2 separate regions of the Homo sapiens genome follow, and region 2 is linked to region 1. The links are chromatin loops, found by intact Hi-C in ENCODE. Cell type or tissue: stomach. All regions are shown on one strand. Each heading gives the region's core, and the rest is flanking DNA. Links, peaks and the distances in the headings are about the cores only. Region 1 overlaps SMG6 (SMG6 nonsense mediated mRNA decay factor). Region 2 overlaps SMG6 (SMG6 nonsense mediated mRNA decay factor).

Region 1 (9,522 bases), core at 747-8,746:
TGCAATCTGGGCTTATTGCAAGCTCCACCTCCTGGGTTCACACCATTCTCCTGCCTCAGCCTCCCGAGTAGCTGGGACTATAGGCGCCCACCACCACGCCTGGCTAATTTTTTTTATATTTTTAGTAGAGACGGGGTTTCACCATGTTAGCCAGGATGGTCTCGATCTCCTGACCTCGTGATCTGGCCGCCTCGGCCTCCCAAAGTGCTGGGATTACAGGCGTGAGCCACCTCGCCTGGCCAATTTTTGCTTTTTAACAGAAATAGAATCAAACTTTATGTTTTGTTTTGTAATGTACTTTGTTCACTTAGCAATAAATATATATTTCCATGTTTACCTATAACATGAATTTAAGAGCTGCACAATATTGTATGAATATATTATAATATTTGTTTAGTCCTCAATCATTAGATGTTTTATAGGAAGTTATTGACTTTTATCTGTTGTATAAACGATGCCATCTCAGGGAGCCTTACACATAAGTCTTTTGTTCTTACCCTTTGAGATAGTTTCTCCTTCTTAGACCTCCCTCTCTATCATTTCATAGATATTTAAAGGGACTCAGAATAGTTCCCGAGGATAAACAAAGAAGGAAAGGTTCATATGAGTGGAATAGAATGCTCAGACTGAATTTATCAGCATCTTTCCCTCTGGATTGAATGTTCTTCAAATCTTGGAATGCCCTGGATTCAAAAGCACCTCAAAGTCTAGAATTTGAGTCTTTGAAGAGAGAATTTGATTTTTTTTTTTTTTAGACAAATCCTTGAGACTTGAGAGTGCTCTGAGTGGTACTAAATGTATGTAGTCTTATCTACATCATTTAGGAGGTGTGTTCAAGGGCAAAAATATAAGAGTAGTGGCAGTGCAATGTCTGAGGACCAGAAGATCAGGACAATGTCCTGGACTCCAAACTTTGGAGGCAAGATTGCTTATAGATGAACAGTAATTAATGATGATGACTGGTATATGAAAACCTGAAGATTAGTGAGCCGAGGTCGCACCATTGCACTCCAGCCCGGGTGACAGTGTGTGAGACTCTGTCTCAAAAAAAAAAATAAATAAATAAAGGCCGGGATTGGTGGCTCATGCCTGTAATCCTAGCACTTTGAGAGGCCGAGGCAGGCTGATCAACCTGAGGTCGGGAGTTTGAGAACAGTCTGGCCAACATGATGAAACCCCATCTCTACTAAAAGTACAAAATTAGCCAGGCTTGGTGATGCACGCCTGTAATCCCAGCTACTCGGGAGGCTGAGGCAGAATTGCTTGAACCCAGGAGGCAGAGGTTGCAGTGAGCCAAGATCGCGCCCCTGCACTCCAGCCTGGGCAACCAGAGCAAAACTCCATCTCTAAAAAAAAAAAAAAAAAAGGGTCAGTTATGTGAGCATGCCTACCTGCCTAGCCTTCCTACCTACCTACCTACATACATACATACAACCTTTGTCTCAAGACTTAATAAATATAAAATTAAAATTGGTTAAGAGGAGAATGTATGATAGAAAAAGAAACTTTGATTTAAACTTCTGCCCTGGTACTTTTTGTCTCACCCTTTTTAGTTTTCTTTACTAATATAATATCATATATGTAAAAGAATATATATTTTTACTTCATAATTATATTTACTTTTATTTTATTTATTTTTTTGAGACAGGGTCTTGCCCTGTTGTCCAGGGTGGAGGGCAGTGATACAATCATGGCTCACTGCAGCCTTGACTTCCCAGGCTCAAGCAATCCTCCCACCTCAGTCCCTTGAGTAGCTGGGGACTATAGGCGCACGCCATCACACCTGGCTAATTTTTAAATTTTTTGTGGAAACGGGGTCCCACTATGTTGCCTGGGCTGGCCTTGAACTCCTAGGTTTAGGTGATCCTCCTGCCTTGGCATCCTAAAGTGCTGGAATTACAGGCATGAGCCACTGTACCCAGCCCATAATTTTAGATATTCAAAACAATTGAAGGCCAGGCGCGGTGGCTCATGCCTGTAATCCCAGCACTTTGGGAGGCCGAGGCAGGCGGTTCACCAGAGGTCAGGGGTTCGAGACTAGCCTGGGCAGTATGGTGAAACCCTGTCTCTACTAAAAATACAAAAATTAACCAGGTTTGGTTGTGCACCCTGTAATCCCAGCTACTTGGGAGGCTGAGGCACAAGAATCACTTGAACCCAGGAGGCGGAGGCTGCAGTGAGCTGAGATTGCACCACTGCACTCCAGCCTGGGCAATAGAGTGAGATCTGTCTCAAAAAAATTAATTAAAAATAAATTTATAGTTAATACCTTTACTTCATTAATCAACTTACTAATATATATTTACATACAATGAAAGGTATACATTTGAATGTATGGGTGTATATATACCCGTATCAAGATACAGAATATTTATATATTCTGCATAAGGACCACTTCAATCAAGGTATAGAATATTTCCTTCTCCACAAAATGTTCCCAAGTGCCTCTATCCCCCATCCTACTCCCTGCCCCAGGCAGCTACTGATCTAATTATTCTCACTATAGATTAGATTTGCCTGTTATAAAATTTCATATACATGGAATCATATAGTATATACTCTTATGTCTTTGTTTTGTCACTCAGCATAACGTCTGAGATTCATCCATATTGGGCATTATATTTTTTCAGTCGTTTATTGATGAGTAGTATTCCATTGTATGGATATATCACAGTTTATCCATTCACTTGTTGATAGATATTTTGGCTGTTTTTATTTTGGAGGGGTTATGAAAAAGATACTGTGAACATTAATGTACAGGTTTTTTTGTGGTCATATATTTTCATTTCTCTTGGATAAATATCCAGGAGTAGAATTGCTTAGTCATTTAAGTATATATCTAACTTTAAAAGAAGCTTCCAAACTTTTTTGAAGTGATTACACCCTTTTATACTCCCACTAGCAATATGTGAGCGTTCTAGTTGCTCATATTCTTGCCAACACTTGGTATTTCTGATCTTTATAGTTTTAGACATGCTAGTAAGTGTGAAGTAGTATCTCATTTTGGTTTTATGTTTTTGGAGGGTTTTTTTGTTTGTTTGTTTGAGACAGAGTCTCGCTGTCACCCACACTGGAGTGTAGTGGCGTGATCTCAGCTCACTGCAGCCTCCGTCTCCTGGGTTAAAGCAATTCTCCTACCTCAGCCTCTCAAGTAGCTGGGATTACAGCTGTAGCATGCCACCACACACCCACCTAATTTTTTTACATATTTTTAGCAGAGACAGGGTTTCACCATGTTGGCCAGACTGGTCTCGAACTTCTGACCTCAAATGATCCACCCGCCTCGGCCTCCCAAAGTGCTGAGATTACAGGCGTGAGCCACTGTGCCTGGCCATAGTTTTAATAGTCATTTTCCTGAATAATGATGAGCATCTTTTTATGAGTTTACTGACAATTATTATATCCTCATTTGGGAAATGTTCTAATCTGTTGGCCATTTTTAAACATTGGGGTGTTTTCTTATTGAGTTATAAGAGTTCTTCAAATATTCTTGACACAAATACTTGTCAGATATACATCCTGTGAATATTTCTCGTGGTCTGTGACTGGTTTGCCTTTTTTTTTTTTTTTTAAACATAGTCTTGAACAGCAAACTTTTTTTTTTTTTTTTTGAAACAGGGTCTTGCTCTGTTTCCCAAGGGATCCTCCCACCTTAGCCTCCCCAGTAGCTGGGACTATGGGTGCACGCCACCACACCTGTCTAATTTTTGTAATTTTCGTAGAGCCATGGTTTCGCCATGTTGCCCAGGCTGGTCTCAACTCCTGATCTCCAGCGATCTACCTGCCTTAGCCTCCCAAAGTGCTGGGATTATAGGCATGAGCCACGGCGCTTAGCCTTCCGGTGGAATTTTGACTACACAGTAGGGACTTCCACTTTTAACTGTTTCAAATACTCTAGAATTGCCATCATTTAGGACAAAGGCTTTTGAAGGTTTGATGTTTTCGTGGGCTATTTTTTGTGATATCATTATTGTCAGTGACAGGAAAAATGAATCTTTAGCTGCCTAAGAGTGAATTCAAGTGTTTCTTAACTACCAGTAAACTCAGAAATAACCAGATGAAATAATATAAAACCTCATTTGTAGTGAATGCTTATCTAGCAATACTTTTTTTTTTCTTTTTTGGCTCATGCATACACCCCTCTCTAAAGTGAAGAGAATAATGATAAACTGTTCTTAATTCTAGAATGCAGAGGAAAACGTGGTTTGCATATGTGCAGCAAAAAACTTTGGAAGATTGAAATTGCACAATGAGTGTAGGTTGAGCAATGGCTTCAGAAGGCATACATGTTCCGTGGGGGTGTCCTTTGCTCTTGTGCAATTAGGGAACTCCAGAGCTGCCTGAACAGGGGATTTCCTTTTTATTTCTCACATGCCATTTAAAAAATTAACTTCTTCCCTTCTTTTCAATGTTCACCCCTTTTTATTACTCCCTTAAATTCTTACTTGTGGTTTCTTTTCTTTTAAGGAATTACTCAAACATTTATGTGTCCCACTCCTGTGACTTTGGTTAGAAATGCACCTGGGCCAGGTTCTACTGGTGGTGGGAGGAGAGCTTGCTGATGGTTTAGGGATTTCTAATTCAGCTTCTTGTCGCCATTGCAATACCCAGCTGGTTCTAAGCATTTGAAATACAGGTTACAAATCAGCCAGCATTCCCTGATTGCTTAGTACTAGAATTTTGCAGACTTTGTAATGAGTGTTCTGAGGTTTTTGCCTGTTTTGGTTTTATTGGTGACCAACACCTCCTGATGAAGATCATTTGCAGACTTTACTACAAAGTTAAGCCTAACTTTAAGCTGAAAGCATGAGAGCCAAACAGTAAGATCCAAAGCTAGACAGGATTGGTTTTGGCAAAAGGAAAGTCCATGCTTTCTGCCTTCTTCCCTTTGGCCTGCTCAGTCATACTCATGTTGGGTGGTACTTAGTAAGCATGCTTCTAATTGTGGTTCCCTTCCACTTACCTTTGTGATAGGGGTACCAAAATCTGTTTACCCTCATCTTTGCTCTCTTCCAGAGGAACAGGAGAGGTAGTTGGGTCAGTGTGCCAGAAAAGCAGAAGTTGAGTATGTGGAGTTCATAGCTGCATGTATGAGTGTTTGTGGGGCAGGGAACTTTTAATGGAAAACATTTGTGTTGCATCGAAAACAGAGCGAGGCCTGGTTAGAGTCTGTCTGCTTTGTCTGTCAGTCTGTTCCCTACCAGCACTAGTCACTGTTCTCCTGGGAGTCTCAGGCATATTGTGGTTTCTTCTGCTCTTGCTAGCCCCTAATCTTGCCAGAGTTTTTGTGTCATGGGTGGCCCCGTGTGCAGTCTGGAGTAAGACTGCAAGGTTGGTGACTAATGGCTTTGAAGAAGGTACTTCAGCCCACATACGGACTTTGGGAACCTTTTTAGGTTAACCCTTAGGAGGAGGGAGGGTCTCTAGCACAAACAGTGGAAGAAACATGCTGAGATACATACAAACACTTTTTTAAACCCTTCCCTTACTGTTAGCAAAGCATGAACTAGAAGAATGGAGACACACCCGGTGACACCATGCCTGTAATCCCAGCACTTTGGGAAGCTAAAGCGGGAGGATCGCTCGAGCCCAGAAGTTCGAGACCAGTCTGGGCAACATAGTGAGACCTTGTCACCACAAAAAAATAAAAATTAGCCAGGCATGGCGTTGCATGCTTGTAGTCCCAGCTACTTGGAGGCTGAAGTGGGAGGATTGCTTGAGCCTGGAAGGTCGAGGCTACAGTGAGCAGTGATCGTGCCACTGCACTGTAGCCTGGGTTACACAGCAAGACCCTGTCTCAAAAAACAAACAAGCAAAAAAAAACAAAACAGAGACAGGAGGGAAAGGCTTGCTGTTTGGGCTTGGCATTTCATTTGTAAATGCTCATAAGGGATGCACCTGGGTGCCCAGTCTTGCATCTGACAGGCTGATGTTAGTCAAGTTGTGTGTGGCTGGATCTCTTTGGGAAATAACAGAAGAAAAGATGCTAATTTCCCTGAGGATAGTGTCACTCTAAGATAGAAGGACCTGTAGTTTGAGCTTTTAACTCTTTTTTTTTTTTTTTTTTTTTTTTTTTTTGAGAAGGAGTGTCTCTCTGTTGCCCAGGGTGAAGTACAGTGGTGCAATCTCAGCTCACTTCATCCTCCACCTCCCGAGTTCAAGCGATTCTCCTGCCTCAGCCTCCGGAGTAGCTGGGGTTACAGGCACCCACTGACCACGCCCGGCTAATTTTTTTTGTATTTTTAGTAGAGACAGAGTTTCATTATGTTGCCCAGGATGGTCTCGAACTCCTGACCTCAAATGATCTGCCCACCTCAGCTTCCCGAAGTGCTGGGATTACAGGCGTGAACCACGGCACCCGGCCTGAGCTCTATCTAATCTGAGTGCCCCTGAAATTGACATTTGTTCATTATTTTAAAAAAAAAAAAAAAAAGGTAAAGAAAACAGTAAAAGAGCAGCTCAGCTCAGTTTTCTGGGTCCCCAAGAAGGTACCCTACCAATGTGGTTTTCACATTTTCAGGTTTTTGGCTGGTGAATAAGATTGAGCAGAAATGCTTCTTCCCCTGATAACAATACATTCAAATGCAGGATCAGGAGCGTGTGGATTAAAACCAGACGGTGGATGATTAATACTTTTGCTTATAGAGGTAGACATGGCAGCTTCCTCCATTTAAATGAAAAGACCTTTTCTCTGCATTTGTATGTGTGCATATGCTTACATGCTTGTGCCCTTTATGTACAAGCTGCGTTTCTGTACCATTTCCTTCCTCTCTTGAAGCACCCAAAAAGTGCTAGAAGGACTAAGTTGTGAAGCAGAGGCGTGGAGATCAGACACTATGGTAGGAGTGGGATGTGTTCTCTTCTTCAGGCTCACTGCTTTCATAGCTTTCTGGGTACTGCTGTAACACACATCTTTTTCCATGGAACCTACTTGCTCCTTATGGTCATGTAACCTCATTATAAGAGGCATACTTTTTCATTTAATCTGCTATATCTTTGGAGGTGGCTATCCTCATCATTTTATTGTTAATGACATGAAGAGAAACTTTATTTTCACATGGATACTTTATGTTTTTTCCCTTACCCACTGAAAACATGACAGATTTCTTGGTTCATTCGCCGTGGCTCACGCCTATAATCCCAGCACTTTGGAAAGCTGAGGCGGGCAGATCACCTGAGGTCAGGAGCTTGAGACCAGCCTGACCAACATGGTGAAACCCTGTCTCTACTAAAAATACAAAAAGTAGCCGGGCATGGTGGCGCACACCTGTAATCCCAGTAATCCCAGCTGCTAGGGGTGCTAAGGCAGGAGAATCACTTGAACCAGCAAGGTGGAGGTTGCAGTGAGCTGAGATCCCACCACTGCACTCCAGCCTGGGTGATGGAGTGAGACTCCATCTCAAAAAAAAAAAAAAATTTTTTTTCTCAGAGTATACTTTGTTTTTTTTGAGACAACATCTTGTTTTGTTGCCAGTGCTGGAATGCAGTGGCTCACTGTGGCCTCAACCTTCTGAGCTCAAGGGATCCTCCCACCTCAGCTTCTGAGTAGCTGGGACCACAGGTACATGCTACCACACCCCGCTAATTTTTGTATTTTTTTGTAGAGATGAGATTTCACCATGTTGCCCAGGCTGGTCTTGAAGTCCTGAGCTCAAGCAGTTCACCCACCTTGGCCTCCCAAAGTGCTGTGATTACAGCCACCATGCTGTCCTTATACTTTTTAATTAGAGGTTAGCAGGTGTTTATTATTAACAATAGTTTCAGTATTCATTTTTATTAAGTTCTGTGCACATTAATCCCTTCCAGCCAGCAGGCCTCTAGTTAGTCTAGGCCTCTGATTTCAGCTTGAATATACACTTTGCTCTTTTGGAGAAACAGAGACCTCTGCCTAAGTGAAACAGGACATGTAAAGGGAGGAGGAATACCAGGCTGAGATTTCATACCTTTGTAATCTCTAAAGAAGGTTGTATTGTCTCTACAACAAGGAAAAAGTTGAAGGACAAAGGGCATAAAATTCTTTTTTTCCAACATAAATCTTTGTCTGTTTTATAGTGTTGTCTGTAATTTCAAGGTGAAAGTGGGCCCTCCCTCAGCCCCGTCACACTCTAGATGCATCCCCAGATTCCCCCCCGTCACCGTCACACTCTACATGCATCCCCAGGTTTCCCAGTCACCGTCACACTCTAGATGCATCCCCAGGTTTCCCAGTCACCGTCACACTCTAGATGCATCCCCAGGTTTCCCAGTCACCGTCACACTCTGCGTGCATCCCCAGGTTCCCCCGTCACCGTCACACTCTACGTGCATCCTCAGGTTTCCCAGTCACCGTCACACTCTACATGCATCCCCAGGTTCCCCAGTCACCGTCACACTCTACATGCATCCCCAGGTTCCCCCAGTCACCGTCACACTCTATATGCATCCCCAGGTTCCCCAGTCACCGTCACACTCTACATGCATCCCCAGGTTTCCCCAGTCACCGTCACACTCTACATGCATCCCCAGGTTCCCCAGTCACCGTCACACTCTACGTGCATCCCCAGGTTCCCCCGTCACCGTCACACTCTACGTGCCTCCCCAGGTTCCCCCGTCACCGCACACTCTACGTGCATCCCCAGGTTTCCCAGTCACCGTCACACTCTACATGCATCCCCAGGTTCCCCCAGTCACCATCACACTCTACGTGCATCCCCAGGTTTCCCAGTCACCGTCACACTCTAGATGCATCCCCAGGTTCCCCCGTCACCGTCACACTCTACATGCATCCCCAGGTTCCCCAGTCACCGTCACACTCTACATGCATCCCCAGGTTCCCCCAGTCACCGTCACACTCTACATGCATCCCCAGGTTCCCCAGTCACCGTCACACTCTACATGCATCCCCAGGTTCCCCCAGTCACCGCGTGGAGTGGCGTTCCACCAGTTTACCCCTGTGCCATAGAGACTCTTAGCAACCAAGATGGGCGGGTTTGCATAAGTTAAAATTCACTCTGTTGTACAGTTTTGAGAAACACATACTTTCATGTAACCATCACTACAATTAAGATATAGACCATTTTCAACACCCCCAAAAATTCCCTCATGCAACCAGCTCCCTTCCCAACCCCAGTCCCTGACAACTTCTGATGTTTTCTGTCTCTGTAACTTAGCTTTTTCCAGAATGACGTATAAATAAAATCATACAGTACATAGAGCAGGGGTGCCAATCTTTTGGCTTCCCTGGGCCACATTGGAAGAATTGTCTTGGGCCACACATAGACTACACTAACACTAACGATAGCTAATAAGCTTTAAAAAAAAGTCTCAAAAAACATCTCATAGTATTTTAAGAAAGTTTATAAATTTGCGTTGGGCTGCGTGGGCCACGGGTTGGATAAGCTTGATATAGAGCTCTTGAGTCTGGCTTCTTTTCGCATAGCGTAATACATTTGAGATTCATGCATGCTGTTGCCTATATCAATCATATGTTCTTTTTTGTTGCAGAGTAGTATTCCATTGTATACATACACTATGATTTGTTTA
Region 2 (9,522 bases), core at 922-8,921, 53 kb after region 1:
AATTCAAGACCAGGCTGGCCAACATGGCGAAACCCTGTCTCTACTAAAAATACAAAAATTAACCAGGCGTGGTGGCACGCGCCTATAATCACAGCTACTTACGAGGCTGAGGCACGAGAATCACTTGAACCCAGGAGGTGGAGGTTGGAGTGAGCCAAGATTGTGCCACCGCACTCCAGCCTGGGTGACAAAGCAAGTCTCCATCTCAAAAAAAAAAAGAGAGACATATATTCTAACAGCAGCTTTTTGGTCTCTTTTTCAAATCCTGTGAGAATATACTACATAGACTTGGTAATCAGGAATGGATCAGATGAGATACTGTCAACTCTAATGCTATTTTGCCAGGACAACCTGCAGAAAAATACATCTTCCTGTTCTAGATAGATGTCATAGCCTTTATTATGCTCTGTGCTAGTCATGAGAAAACGCCAGATAATTAATGTATTGTCTCTGGGGTTGAGTTTACTCTCTGAAAAATGGGGATGACATTAGTTATTTCATAAGATTTTAGTAAGGATTAAATGAGATAAAATAAGTGAAAATGCCTAGGTTTTTTTGCTCTGTCGCCCAGGCTGGAGTGCAGTGGTGTAATCCTCAACTCACTGCAACCTCCAACTCCTGGATTCAAGTGATTCTACCACCTCAGCCTCCCGAGTAGCTGCGATTACAGGCGCCCGCCACCATGCGCGACTAATTTTTTTATATTTTTAGCAGAGACGGGTCTTCGCTGTATTGGCCAGGCTGTTCTCAAACTCCTAACCCTCAGGTGATCCACCCACCTTGGCCTCCCAAAGTTCTGGAATTAAAGGGATGAGCCACCACACCTGGCTCAGAATTTTTTTATTATTATTATTATCTGAGACAGAGTCTCGCTTTGTGGCCCAGGCTGGAGTGCAGTGACACAATCTCGGCTCACTACAACCTCTGCCTCCCAGATTCAAGCAATTCTTCTGCCTCAGCCTCCTGGGTAGCTGGGACTGCAGGTGTGCACCTGCAGGTTTGCAGGCGTGGGCCTGGTTAATTTTTGTATTTTTAGTAGAGACAGGGTTTCACTATGTTGGCCAGGCTGGTCTCGAACACCTGACCTCAAGTTACCCGCCCGCCTCGGCCTTTCAAAGGCCTGGGATTACAGGCGTGAGTCACTGCGCCTGGCAAGATTTTTAAAAATGAAAGTTTCAATATGTGTTTTCATAGTGGACGCTGGGGATTGGAGAGTGGCTAAGAAGACTCCAAAGAGGTCCAGTTACAACTCAGTCACACATCAGATTCCCATGTCTCCTTCTGGATCATCCTGTAGTTTCTATAGCTGTTTTCTGTAATTCATGCAAATTCTCTGTAATCCTTCATTTCCGTTTTCTACCCACTTAGCTGTTGCCATTATTTTGAGGCATTGGATGTAAAAAACAAAACAAAACAAAAAAAAACCTGTTAGATTTATCTTGTAGGCTAAGGCTCAGAAATTGGGCAAGGTTCAGGTAGCTTTTCAGAAGGCGAGGCAGGTGTGCTTAGTTACACTATTCCAAGATTCTCCCAGAAATAGAACTCTAAAGTGAGGACTTGGGTGCCCTTGAAGGAGAACAACAAAATACCATTTTGGAAATAAAATTCTGCTGTCCTGGGTGTTCCAGCCCCTCCCATGCTGGCCTCCTTTCGGCACCATTCCTTTCTGCAGTCCCACCCCGCTTGGCCCTGGCACGCAGTCCCATGAACATGCCACCTGCCTTCTCTCTCTCTCTGGCCCCATCCATTGGCTGTTCAGTTTATTTTTTCCACATCCTCACCCTCTTCCAGCTCCAAGTTAAATAACCCTCACAGATGGCTTGTTCCATCAGAGCTGTTTAAGAACACAGAGCAGTGAACTAGTGCCCAGAGGAGCTGCCCCAGCCCAAGACTGCCCTTCCTATGGAGGCTCAAGACAACTGTGTCATCAGCTACCTAGAGGCCCAGAGACAGTGAGCAGAAAGGCTGGCAGGTTGGGTGGTAGAATGTCTGTTTAACACTATAATCCTCTAGCAGCTAACAACTAGTTCTCACTTAGATTTACAAGTCAGAACCAGGAGCCAGATACACTGCATACTCCATTTTCCATAGAAGACATAGTACTTCGTAGCTGGCATTTCTCCCCCACTTTTTTACAGCATGGAAACCCAACAGGAAATGACAGTCCCCATTTGTGTTTGGGATCATGGTTTCAGTCCTTAGTGAACCTCTTCATGAACTCCCGAGAGGTCTAGATCCCTGCCCTGCCTGACCCAAAGGGCAGGATTTCCAGCTGTCAGCACACCCATGGGAAGACAGGGAACTTCACATGCCTATTAGGAATCCTGCATAGAGTCTGGGCACAGTGGCTCACACCTATAATCCCAGCACTTTGGGAGGCCAAGGTGGGCAGATCACCTGAGGTCAGGAGTTCAAGACTAGCATGACCAACATGTCAGGCTAAAATACTAAACTACTAAGTACTGAAATACTAAACGTCTCTACTAAAAATACAAAACTCAGCCAGGCGTGGTGGCACATGCCTGTAATCCCAGCTACTTGGGAGACTGAGGCAGGAGAATTGCTAGAACCCGGGAGGCGGAGGTTGCAGTGAGCCGAGATCGCACAATTGCATTCCAGCCTGGGCGACAAACCGAGACTCTGTCTCAAAAAAAAAAAAAAAATTCCTGCCTAGAGAGAAGATCCCAGAATTTCTTTCACTCTTTCTTTCCTGTCAGCAGGGACACGGAGGTTTCCTGTCTGCCTTGTCATCAGCTTTGAAACATTTTCCTCCTGCATTCCCCCATATATGTAGTGGCCTGTAAGCTTTGCCCCCTTCATGTTCCCAGCATCCTCCTTCCCTCTCTCATAATCGGCTGGGTCTGGTTAATTTTGCCCTTGTGACAGGACAGCCTTTCCCTTGTCCTCGGAGTTATTCCTGTGGGACATAAGACCTCTCTGGTCATGGTCTCCCTCTCTTTCCCTTCCTTCTTGCCCTTTCCTCTCTAACTATAGCCTTTGTAAATAGACTCCTCTGAGGTCACCGAGGAATGGTAGTATGTGCCTTTGCTGCTATAGGACTCTCTTTTCCCCCAGTAAGCAGAGTTCCCTTGAGAGACCCCCCTCCCTTCCTTTATTAAAAGGCACGTTGGTGGCTTATCTGCTTGAACTCTGGCATAACAGGGCATGGAACAATGGCATGTGCAGAGTGCTTTGGCCAAAGGGAAATTAACTTTGAGCCAGAGACAGCAGTTTGAAGAAACTTCCCTTAGTAAGAAAAGAGACAAGAAGAAAAGTGATGGGGTGGAAAGGGAAAATTCTATGGCAGAGAAGGTCTCCCTGAGAACTCAATCAGAAATCAGTATCTCCTCCTTAAGCCTGGTTTTTCCACTGAGAAGTAAACTATTATTCTCTCTTCTCCTCCTTCATACCTTCTCCAAGATCAAGCGTTGCCAGATAAGTAACACACCCTGTTGCTTGCAAAGTAAAAGTTACTTGGATTGACAGATTTGTGGAGCCTTTGGGTGCCAAGTATCAGGAGGGAGCTTTGATTTCCATTTTCCTGTCTTCATGATGGACTTTACTCTTTACATTCAGTAGAAAAGTTCAAGGCTGTGGTGCAGACAACTTTCAGAGGTTACCCACATATAGGTCTTAAAACTTAACATCTGGCAGTTACTAGTTTCCTATATTCATTCAGCTCATCAAGTATTCAGCTGAGGTTTTGCCCATATTATGTCCAGTGAAATGAAATGAATCTAAGTGATAGAACTCTTTTTAGGGCAGGTATCCTGAGAAATTTTAAATTTCAGTATTTCTTTTCTTGCCTGTAGCTTAGCCAAGCACCCATTCAATTTGTGTTCCTCTAAAGGCAAATTCGTCAGAACTGTTTCTTCTGTCCTGAGGGCCTTTAGGCTACTGCTGAGTCTGGGCAAGTGTTATTTATTTATTTATTTATTTATTTTTGAGACAGAGTTTTGCTCTTGTTGCTCAGGCTGGAGTGCAGTGGCGCGGTCTTGGCTCACTGCACTCTCCGCCTCCCAAGTTCAAGCAATTCTGCCTTAGCCTCCCAGGTAGCTGGGATTACAGGCACCTGCCACCACGCCCGGCTAATTTTTGTATTTTTAGTAGAGATTGGGTTTCACCATGTTGGCCAGGCTGGTCTCAAACTCCTGACCTCAGGTGATCCACCCACCTTGGCCTCCCAAAGTGCTGGGATTACAGGTGTGAGCCACCACGCCCGGCTGAGTGTAATATTTTTTAAGTGAGAAAGACTTGAAGTAGGCTGAGTGCAGTGGCTCACGCCTGTAATCCCAGCACTTTGGGAGGTCGAGGCGGGAGGATTGCTTGAGTCCAGGAGTTTGAGAGCAGCCTGGGTAACATGGTGAGACCCCATCTCTACAAAAAAAAAAAAAAAAAAAAAAAATTAGCTGGGTGTGGTGGTGCATACCTGTAGTCCTAGATGTTCAGGAGGCTGAAGTGGGAGGATCACTTGAACCTGGGAGGTTGAGGCTGCAGTGAGCCAAGATCACACCATTGCACTCAGCCTGGGCAACAGAGTGTGACCTTGTCTCCCAAAAAAAAAGATGACTTGAAGTAGAGACCTTTCCCTATACTCTTTGTGAAAGTGCCATTACCTTCATAAGAGGCCATATTATAATATAATGAACTGAGCACAAACTTTGGAGTAAGACAAATCTGGGTTCAAAGCCCAGCTTCATCACTTCATCACTTGCTTTTTCTGAGCTTTAGTTTCCTCTTCCTGTCTCACAGGATTACCATGATAATCAAATGAAATAACATAATTCCTAGTAACCATCTGTCACCACTTCATCTACACCACAGCTTTCCCAGTAAAATGGGATATTTAGGCCACCAAGAAAGCGTGATCAATGAAAATTGCAGAGGAAGTAAGATGCTAACTTGCTCTACCTGCCACTACCCTGAACCTTTTTTTTTTTCAACCCCCTTAACCTCTTTAAAGAGCTTCTGGCATGCTCATGGGTTTTTCTTTCTAGAACTTTCCCTGCCCTGAATTTGTTCAGTATGCATTGTCACTTGTGAGGACTTCTTTTCACAATAAATACCCAAGTGCTTTAGAATGTCTGGATGGTGGCCAGGCACAGTGGCTCAAGCTTGTAATCCCAGCAATTTGGGAAGCTGAGGCAGACGGAACCCTTGAAATCAGGAATTCGTGACCTGCCTGGCCAACATGGTGAAACCCTGTCTGTACTAAAAATACAAAAATTAGCCAGGTGTGGCCGGGCGCGGTGGCTCACGCCTGTAATCCCAGCACTTTGGGAGGCCGAGGTGGGCGGATCACGAGGTCAGGAGATCAAGACCATCCTGGCTAACATGGTGAAACCCCGTCTCTACTAAAAATACAAAAAATTAGCCGGGCGAGGTGGTGGGCGCCTGTAGTCCCAGCTACTCGGGAGGCTGAGGCAGGAGAATGACTTGAACCTGGGAAGCAGAGGTTGCAGTGAGCTGAGATCGTGCCATTACACTCCTGCCTGGGCTACAGAACAAGATTCCAACTGAAAAAAAAAAAAAAAGAATGTGTTGATGGTGATTCTCCTGGAAGTCAAGCCTGCTTTCTCTGTGCCATCACAGAGGTGTTGCTGGCAGACTAATCTTGAGACGACTTCTTACCTCTTTGCACCAAGGCTCTTATTAAGGGGTCTTTCCTGACTTTAGATCCGGTGATGAGTTAGCCCAAAAGAGTGTGCTCAGTCTCCTATAGGGCTCACAGGTTTGGCTTATACCCTCCAAGTGGCCCAATGGGAGCTACAGGGTGTTGGAGGTGGTCATGGGAAAGAAACAGCTCACAAGAAGAGCGTGGGGCGAGAGCCAGCCGTTCCCCACTGCCTGCTGGAGCAAGCTCAGTGAGGCCGCTGACAAGAGTCCTCAGAACACTAAACAGGTGATTAAAACATCAGTATAAGTCTTTCCAAGCTTCACAGAAAGCCAAAAACTTAGTTTGGACAGCAACAGAAATTTTCCGCTCTGTAGCTTTATAAACTGGTCCGCTGTTTCTTCCTCTGCTCTGTGGCCAGAGGGGAGCTCTGTGCTAATGATTCCATAAAACCCTCCAAGTCTTCCTGAGTGGCTTATCATATGAGAGTAACCTATACCACCCTTTTCCATCAGAGTAATCTCTAGCCTCTCACTGTTAGTTCGCATTCTGAATCTTTAACCCTTCCAAAAAGGCCAAGCCCAGCTCTTGGCACTGTCCCCTATGACAGAGCTGAGCTCCTCCATCAAGCTCAGTGGCAGAACGATCCTTTCCTCCTTTCCAAGATGACTGCCCAGAATCACAGAAACCTGTAAGAATGGAAAGAGAGTAATCCCAATTCTGGGCATTCACCCAAAAGATTTGAAATCAGTTGGTTGAAGAGATGTCTGGACTCCCAGGTTCACTGCAGCATTAGTCACAATAACCAAGTTATGGAATTAGTCTGAGTGTCCATCAACAGATGAATGGATAAAGAAAAGGTGGGACATACACACAATGGAGTACTATTTGGCCTTTAAAAAGAAATTCTGTTGTTTTCAGCAACATGGGTGGAATTGAAGAGCATTATGCTGAGTGAAATAAGCCAGGCACGGAAAGACACATACCATATGTTCTCACTTACATGTAGAATCTGAAAGAGTCCAGCTCATAAAAGCAGAGAGTAGGATGGTGGCTACAGAGGCTGGGAAATGGGGAGATGATGGTCAAAGGGTTCAAAGCGTCAGTTCCATGGGAGAAAGATGGGTGTGTGTTTTTCTGAGATCTGTTGAACAGCATGGTGAGCATAAAAATACAGCACTGTACATTTAAAATTGCTTTAAGAGGTCAGACGTGGTCACTCACAACTGTAATCCCAACATTTTGCGAGGCTGAGGCAGGATGATCACTTGACACCAGGAGCTCAAACCAGCCTGGGCAACATAGTGAGACCTCATCTCTAAAAAAAAAAAAAAAAAAAAAAAAAATGAAATTAGCAGGATGTGGTGGTCCACGCCTGTAGTCCCAGCTACTTGGGAGGCTGAGGCGGGAAGATCACTTGAGCCTGGGAAGTGAAGACTGCAGTGAGTCTTGATCACACCACTGCACTCCAGCCTGGGTGACAGAGCAAGACCCTGTCTAAAAGAAAAAAAAATTCCTTTAAGAGTAAATTTCAAATTTTCTCACCACAATAAAATGATAAGTATTTGAGGTGATGGGTATGTTAATTAGCTGGGTTTAATTATTATACATTGTATTCATAAAATATATCACTTTGTACCCTTGTAAATAAACACAAATATAAATTGTCAATTTATAATAAAATTTTGTAAAGGACTAGGAATATAGATCTTCAGAGTTATTAGCATCTTGCAGACAGGGCTCAGTAATTTGCCTGAGAGCACACAAGTTAGGAGGCCACGACACTGTCGTTCCACTAGGCCCTGCTTGTCCTAGACTGTGGCGTGTCACCCACCCAGGAGGAGTGCACCATGCCCAGAAGAGTTCAGTCTTCAAGAAATCAGCTCTGAGAGGCTGCCTTTTTCTCTTCTTCTGTGAATTTCCAGGCAAGAGAAGAGCTTTCTCCTTGGGGAGATGGTGAGGGTCTCTGAAACACCTGTGAATGTTCTGGATCATGGAGAGCTGTGGCAGTTAGAACAGTCCGGCCCCTGCAGTTACTGGCTGCATTTCCTGAGCAAGTTACTTCTCTGTGCCTTAATTTCCTCACCTCTATAATCGAAGCAGTGACAGTATCTACTTCATGAGGTTGTGGGGATCACGAGTTGGTTCGTGTAAAGCATTTGGCACAGTGCCTGGCTTGTAGTAACCATTCGCTCGGTGTTCGCTGTGGCTGCGAAGGGTGAGTGAGGCATGCAGCAGGTTTTATTACGTCCCGGAAGGCCGATGGCACTCTTCCAGGAAGGTAGCGCTGGTGAGCTGGTAAACCTTGAATGAGGAAGTCATTTTATCTGGCTTTGGATCTTAGTTCTCCTGAGAATGTCATTGAATTTATTTGAATTTTAGTTTCCTCATCTACATCATCTGGATGTAGTAACTGCATCAAAGAGTGCAGAGGATTTCTAGATCCTAAAAGTATCATGAAAAATATAAAGTAGGTTGGGTGCAGTGGCTCACGGCTGTAACCCCAACACTTTGGGAGGCCAAAGCAGAAGGACTGCTTGAGACCAGGAGTTCAAGACCAGTCCTGGCAGCATAGCGAGGCCCCATCTCTACAAAAATAAAAATTCAAAAATTAGCTGGGCATGGTGATGCATGACTGTCGTCCCAGCCACTTGGGAGGCTGAGGCAGGAGGATTACTTGAGTCCAGGAGTTCAAGGTTGCAGTGAGCTTTGATCACGCCACTGTACTCCAGCCTGGGTGACAGAGCAAGACCCTGTCTCAAAAAATATATAGATAGTAGTAGTGTTTGCACCTTTGAAAAATAGAGTTGCATTTTGAAGAGTCTAGTAAAATTGTGACCACTTTGACCTAACCTTCCATCCTTTAAAGCAGTAATTCTAAAACTCAGTGTTCATAAGTACCTGGAACACTTACACACATTCTGGCCAGGTGCTGTGGCCCACACCTGTAATCCCAGCACTTTGGGAGGCTGAAGCAGGGGGATCTCTTGAGCCTAGGAGTTCAAGACCAGCCTGTGCAATACATTCTGGCCAGGTGCTGTGGCTCACACCTGTAATCCTAGCACTTTGGGAAGCTGAAGCAGGGGGATCTCTTGAGCCTGGGAGTTCAAGACCAGCCTGTTCAATATCGCGAGACCCCATCTCTACAAAACATTTTTTAAAAATTAGCTGGATGTGATGGTGTGCGCCTGTATTCCCAGCTACTCGATAGGTTGAGACTGCAGTGAGCCGTGTTTACACCACAGCACTCCAGCCTAGGTGAGAGAGCAAAACCCTGTCTCATAGAATAAAATGTTTAAAAGTACACATTCTAAGGTCCTATCTCAAGAAATACTAATTCATTGAATTCAAAGTGGAATCCATAGCCAAGGAGTAGTGTTAGGTAAAAAGAAAACAAACAAAGTCGGGCACCAGTGGCTTATGCCTATAATCCCAGCACTTTGGTAGGTGAAGGAGGGCAGATCACTTGAGGCCAGGAGTTCAAGCCCAGACTGGCCAATGTGGTGAAAACCCATCTCTAAAAAAAATACAAAGATTAGGCCAGGGACGGTGGCTCACTCCTGTACTTGAACACTTTGGAAGGCCGAGGCGGGCGAGTCATTTGAGGCCAGGAGTTTGAGACTAGCCTGGCCAACATGGCAAAACCTCATCTCTACAAAAAATACAAAAACTAGCTGGGTATGGTGGCACTTGCCTGTAATCCCTGTTGCCCAGGAGGCTGAGGCAGAAGAATTGCTTAGATCTGGGAGGTGGAGATTTCAGTGAGCCAAGATTGTGCCACTGCACGCCAGCCTGGGCAACAAAGCAAGACACTGTCTCGAAAAAAAAAAAAAAAAAGATAAAAATTACCTGGGCATGGTGGCAGGCACCTGTAGTCCCAGCTACTCAGGAGGCTGAGATGGAAGGAT

Evidence for each region. Hi-C counts contacts between places; a loop is a spot of excess contacts. Peaks named below come from ENCODE experiments on the same cell type or tissue, not always from the same donor. Only the 100,000 strongest peaks of a DNase experiment are listed, where the experiment ranks them.
Region 2: a loop joins it to region 1, with 1.9 times the contacts of the local background. A loop is called at or near these places in 9 of 110 quality-filtered maps.

Annotation. Positions count from the first base shown.
Region 1 is chr17:2,152,950-2,162,471 of GRCh38, reverse strand. The region is part of intron 13 of SMG6 (SMG6 nonsense mediated mRNA decay factor); the gene reads left to right. Among named protein-coding and RNA genes, the nearest start is that of SMG6-AS1, 68 kb to the right of the region's middle. In stomach, for the core only: no CTCF peak of the experiment used is centred there; a DNase peak (open chromatin) is centred at 4,281; H3K27ac peaks cover 619 bases.
Region 2 is chr17:2,099,967-2,109,488 of GRCh38, reverse strand. All of the region lies in intron 13 of SMG6 (SMG6 nonsense mediated mRNA decay factor), which reads left to right. SMG6-AS1 (SMG6 antisense RNA 1) reads right to left here. Exons shown (of 2, transcript NR_199038.1): 2 at 7,186-8,367. Among named protein-coding and RNA genes, the nearest start is that of SMG6-AS1, 15 kb to the right of the region's middle. In stomach, for the core only: no CTCF peak of the experiment used is centred there; no DNase peak of the experiment used is centred there; H3K27ac peaks cover 3,033 bases.